Linked DNA regions of Homo sapiens: region 2 is linked to region 1. The links are chromatin loops, found by intact Hi-C in ENCODE. Cell type or tissue: Panc1. All regions are shown on one strand. Each heading gives the region's core, and the rest is flanking DNA. Links, peaks and the distances in the headings are about the cores only.

Evidence for each region. Hi-C counts contacts between places; a loop is a spot of excess contacts. Peaks named below come from ENCODE experiments on the same cell type or tissue, not always from the same donor. Only the 100,000 strongest peaks of a DNase experiment are listed, where the experiment ranks them.
Region 2: a loop joins it to region 1, with 7 times the contacts of the local background. A loop is called at or near these places in 6 of 110 quality-filtered maps.

The regions. Positions count from the first base shown.
Region 1 is chr3:149,118,806-149,121,726 of GRCh38, reverse strand. No RefSeq gene overlaps it. Among named protein-coding and RNA genes, the nearest start is that of HPS3, 9.4 kb to the left of the region's middle. In Panc1, for the core only: CTCF peaks have their summits at 1,051 and 1,258 (motif pointing left); a DNase peak (open chromatin) is centred at 1,206; H3K27ac peaks cover 2,411 bases.
Region 2 is chr3:149,367,013-149,369,933 of GRCh38, reverse strand. It overlaps TM4SF1 (transmembrane 4 L six family member 1), which reads left to right. Exons shown (of 5, transcript NM_014220.3): 5 at 54-912. The coding sequence ends at 68. Among named protein-coding and RNA genes, the nearest start is that of TM4SF1, 9.2 kb to the left of the region's middle. In Panc1, for the core only: CTCF peaks have their summits at 1,151 and 1,350; DNase peaks (open chromatin) are centred at 1,669, 1,877 and 2,673; H3K4me3 peaks cover 402 bases; H3K27ac peaks cover 2,358 bases.

The DNA of each region.
Region 1 (2,921 bases), core at 250-2,749:
GTGTAGATGAGTATGGGGAGCAACTGGAGCTCTCATACACTACTGGTAGGTATCCAAAAGGTACAACAACTTGTAAAAACTATTTGGTAGTTTATTACAACATTAAACATATACCATACACCTACCACATGATCCAACCATTCCATCTCCTAGGTATTTACCCAAGAGAAGTAAAAACATTTGTCTTTAAGAAGACTTGTGAACACATATTCATAGGAGCTTTATGTGTAATAGTCAAAAACCAGAAACAACCCAAATGTTCATCAACAGATGAATGGATAAACAAATTGTGTTTTATCCCTACGATGAAATACTACTCAGCAATAAAAAGGAATGAACTATTGATATACACAACAACATAAATGGATCCCAAAATAATTATGCTGAGTGAAAGAAGCCAGACAAAAAAATAGTTCATCCCATATAATTCCATTTATATGAAATTCTAGAAAATATAAACTAATCTATAGTAACAGAAAGCAGTAGTCTGCCTGGGTCCGAATGGGGGACAGAGGTGTGAGAGAGGGGGAGAGATTACAAAAGAGCACAAATAAACTTTTGGGAGTGATGGATATGTTCAGTATCTTGATTTTGGTGATGGGTTTATAGGTATATGCATATGTTGAACATTACATGCATATACCTATAAGGATAAATTTATATACTTAAAATATGTAGAATTTTTTTAAAAGACCACAAGACACATGACTAAGAAAATTATTCCAAATTATACTGCTACTTAAAGGTAAAGCTCACTATATGTACCTAACTACATAGTAGATACTTAATAAATATTTGTTCAAGAATTTAAAATATGAGAGAGCGGGAGAAAGAGATAGTGCCACTTGCCTACTCAGAACATCCCAGTGGCTTCCCATGATACTGAGATTAAAGGTAAAATTTCTTAGGTTGACCTGTGAGGCCCTGTGTTATCTGGCCTGTGTCTCTCTCCAACCTCCAACCAAGCTTTCCTACCACTATCTTTCATTGCATCCTTGACACAGAACCCCTCTTAGAATTTCTAGACACAGAAGTCAGTATTTTTTAAAGATTCCAATTTGCAACAAAGTTTAGGAACCGCTGAGTTTATAGACCCCTTTTTTCTGTGCTTAGAGCACTGACTATATCGAAGCCCTTACTCTAAGGTGCTGTTTCACTTTTCTAACTAATGTGTATAAAAATATGTAAGTATGTCCTCAAGTTCTAAACAGACTAAATAGCTCTTCAGACGAATACTGTTAGTCAATAGCGACATCTGGAGGTCTGATGAGAACCTAAACAAATAATCTAATTTTCTTGGTGTAGGACCACTCTTAACACAGGAAAAAGGTGCCAATGACCACTCCCCTCCCCAAAACACCCCTCCCCTACATACACATATCATACAGAAGGCGAAACGGAGACCCAGAGAGTAATTGATAGCTGTGGAACTGGAACCTGACTGGTCCACCTACCTCCACTTCCTCTCAAGGGCATCCTCCCCCAGAGTGGCCTCATCTTCACATCTTCCCATTATAAGGAACACCACCATTCACTAATAGCTTCCAGGGGTTTTTTTCTAGCTCCCAAGCATGACCCTGGTTGATGCCTGCAACTGCCAAACACAGCTGCATGACTAACCTTAGCCAGAGTATCTGGATAGTAATGGTGGTTCCTCTCCTATATACCCTAGGATTTTGATTTCCCCCCTGGTAGAAGGAAAAAGTTGCACTGTTGGGTAGGAAAATCTGATGGATGGGGACAAAATATAGGCTGATTTTTCTGGTTAAGGATAATGGTTCCCATTTAACAAATTAGAGGACTAAGGCCCAATGAAGGTAATTGCCAAGACCACTTATCTCCACACGTTCTTTCTCTCTGTCCTGAATCCAAGGGCCTTCATACCAAGTGGGGAAACTGAGACCCAAGTACAGAACTATGCTTTCCAGGTAGGCTTCTGAAAGCCCCTGGCTGACTTGTAGCACTAACACTAATGGGACACCAGAGGTGTGACATTCTCTATATGAAGTAACAACGGATGATGCCAGAGTCCAAAGGAAAAGTAGTCTGAAAGAAGCTAGGATATCAGAGTTGGAGGGCAGAGGCTGAAGATTCAGGCTGGTGGGAAGGGATCTTTGAACCTAGACTGGGAGAAATAGTTCCTGAAGCAGGAACTGAGTGGAATTTGAGGACTGAAGATCCAGGAGCAAGAGAAAAGGGAAGGCTGGGGCCCTATATAGGTGTCCTCCCTAGAGACAGAGAACAGCCAGTGGCTGCACTGCTCCTACCTTATTTTGTGTAGCAGGTGCCTAAGGTGTGGCTCCCAGGGCACTGGGACCCCTAAAGAACAAGAAACGTTTCAAGCCAGTGTGAGCAGGCAAAGACTTGGGGGATAGATAGGGTCTCCTATCCCTTTCTATTCACCTGCCTCTGCTTGACACAGGAGAATCCAGCAGCTGCAGTGGAGAGTCCTACCTTTTCCACTCCATCCAAAGTCTCAATTTTTGGAACTTTATTGACACCATGAGGTGCCAAACTGTCAAGTCTAAGAGAGGCTTCGCAGACACCTTCGCCAGGAGAAAGCCGGCGGGGGCTGCCTTGGTTCCCTCGGCAAAGGGAAAGATATGGATTAATTCTGGCCTCTGTAGTCTGGATGAAAGAAAAGCTTTGAAACCCAGAGCAAAGCCCTGTGGAGCTTTCAGGGAAGTGTAGTCCCGAATGAAGAGGGTGCATTTTGGAAGCTCCCTGGAAATAGTAGTGTTTGTGCTCCGGATGCGCATGACCTGCTCGGCATCTGCACTGTGCTCAAGGCTGGGGCCTGATCTTGTGCCACGTGGGCACATGTGGCCATCCCCCAAGGCTGGCCTGGTGCCACCAGGGGTGGGGTGGGTGCGACTGTTACCCTTCCGTTTGCCTCTCTGTCGGGAGTCGTTAAGGCTTTA
Region 2 (2,921 bases), core at 328-2,827, 250 kb before region 1:
GTCATCATTATTTATCCTGATTATAGCCTAATGGTATTTTATTTTCTCTACAGCAATATGACTGCTAAAAGAACCAACCCAGGACAGAGCCACAATCTTCCTCTATTTCATTGTAATTTATATATTTCACTTGTATTCATTTGTAAAACTTTGTATTAGTGTAACATACTCCCCACAGTCTACTTTTACAAACGCCTGTAAAGACTGGCATCTTCACAGGATGTCAGTGTTTAAATTTAGTAAACTTCTTTTTTGTTTGTTTATTTGTTTTTGTTTTTTTTTAAGGAATGAGGAAACAAACCACCCTCTGGGGGTAATTTACAGACTGAGTGACAGTACTCAGTATATCTGAGATAAACTCTATAATGTTTTGGATAAAAATAACATTCCAATCACTATTGTATATATGTGCATGTATTTTTTAAATTAAAGATGTCTAGTTGCTTTTTATAAGACCAAGAAGGAGAAAATCCGACAACCTGGAAAGATTTTTGTTTTCACTGCTTGTATGATGTTTCCCATTCATACACCTATAAATCTCTAACAAGAGGCCCTTTGAACTGCCTTGTGTTCTGTGAGAAACAAATATTTACTTAGAGTGGAAGGACTGATTGAGAATGTTCCAATCCAAATGAATGCATCACAACTTACAATGCTGCTCATTGTTGTGAGTACTATGAGATTCAAATTTTTCTAACATATGGAAAGCCTTTTGTCCTCCAAAGATGAGTACTAGGGATCATGTGTTTAAAAAAAGAAAGGCTACGATGACTGGGCAAGAAGAAAGATGGGAAACTGAATAAAGCAGTTGATCAGCATCATTGGAACATGGGGACGAGTGACGGCAGGAGGACCACGAGGAAATACCCTCAAAACTAACTTGTTTACAACAAAATAAAGTATTCACTACCATGTTGTTGTTGTTTAGTTTCATTATCCTTAAAAGTTCTCTTTTTTCTCCCCCCCCCCCTTTTTTTTTTCCAGTTTGCAAGTTATGTGGCCCCTATTGCTAACGGCTTCCTGTCTTTTTGTTTCTTTATCCTACTCTCTCATCCTCTTTCTCCTCTTCTTTCTCTGCTGTCTGTAAATTGCCATTGCTGTACCTGTGGGATCATCACCCCAGTTAGGCACTGGTCCTTTCTACCAGGTGCTGCAAGTATCAGCCTCCCTGGAAGGGTAACAGGCATTTTTCTCCTTACTGTACAGGGTTAGGCTCTTTCAAGTGACAGGATTCCTGGACTTATTGGGAATTTTCTATAGAAATGTTCCGTTTTTGGTGTTCATTGGTCTGGACAACAGATAAGCAAATTTATAAAGAAGCATAACCAGCTATTAGACAGCAGAGCTCCTCCTATGGGCAAGCTGCCCTGCAGTGGGCGGCTCCTGACTGAAGGTTTCAGCCTATTCTGTACCATAGTCCCTCTGGCAGGCTGGTGAAACCTACAGACACCTTCGAAGAATAATGTTCATAAATTCATAAAATGCATAGAATTATGAAGAAAACCAATACACTAGAATATTTTATGAAAATGTTTTTTTAAACATATAGTGTAGTTGTCTTGACAGCCAGCTCTGTCACGTCAACACCTGTGGATAGCAATAACGTGTGTCCTAACAGCCTTCTAAGGAGTCGGTCTAAGAACTATCCTACTTTTTTTTTTTTCACTGAGCAGAGTTAGCCAATATGCTAAGCACATTTATTATTTATTTATTTTTATTTTTATTATTTTTTATTTTCTTTAAGTTCTGGGACGGAACGTGCAGGTTTGTTACATAGGTATACACGTGCCATGGAGGTTTGCTGCACCCATCAACCCATCATCAACCACATGCATTAGGTATTTGCCCTCCCTCCCCTTGCCCCCCAGCCCCCTAACTGTCATACTTTTGAAATACAATTTCAATTAAAATGATATTTCGAGATACCTGCAGCAAATTTAATGTGATATGAAAACATATGCAAATTTTTATTGTAGATCAAAGTATGATCAGTATTACTGATGCTACTTTGGTTTGTTGCATAGTCATAATTAAAGGAAATATTAAATTTTTGTTATAAGTTAGTAAAAAATGACACTTTTTTCCCATCTAAGTTTAACACCCCACTCCCCCAGTTATTTATCCATGGGGTCTTTTGGGAATTCTTGGACACCAGATTAAAAACCCCTGCAATACAGGATCCAAGATAAAAGGCATAATAATCAGTCATAAGCATCATTTTTTCCTAAATCTATCCTCAAAGGACATAGCAATAATAATTATCAACCATTATCATAATAACAGCAACAATTTCTTGAGTCCCTTCAGTATGTCACTTATTGTAATTAGTTTTACACATACTATTCCACTGAAATCTCTCAGCAGCCCTAGAAGGTATTACTTCTCTCTATTTTATAGACTCAAAGCTCAGTGAGGTTAAGTAATCTGTCCAAGGCCACATCTTTAGCAAATGAAAAACACTGTAGCAAAAAAAAAAACAACACTGATTTAACTCCAAGTTGGTGTAACATGAACACGGTGTTTTCCCTGCTCCTCTCCTCTGCCTCATCTACCTGCTCTGCCACCAGGGCCCAGGGGCTAGAGTCTTCCTCCTATCCTACACTGGCACTCAGATACTCCACCCACCTAATGGGGACTTTGACAGGCCCCTGAGAGCCTTAGTCATCCCTATCCTAGAGCCTAAGTTTGAGTGACTCAACATTTCCCCTTGTTTGTGAATCTTTTAATAGTAGACATTGTCATCACCTGAAGGAAATAGCTTACACAAATTACCTTACACCCTCCTTAAGTTCTGTTTATAGCCTACGCTCCTGGTTTGTAATATTCTAGGCCTTTCAATTTGGCTGGAAACTCCCTCAGGGGTTGTACTAAAACAGCTCATTCTTACCTGACAACATTAAAACAATAAAAATTACTGTAGA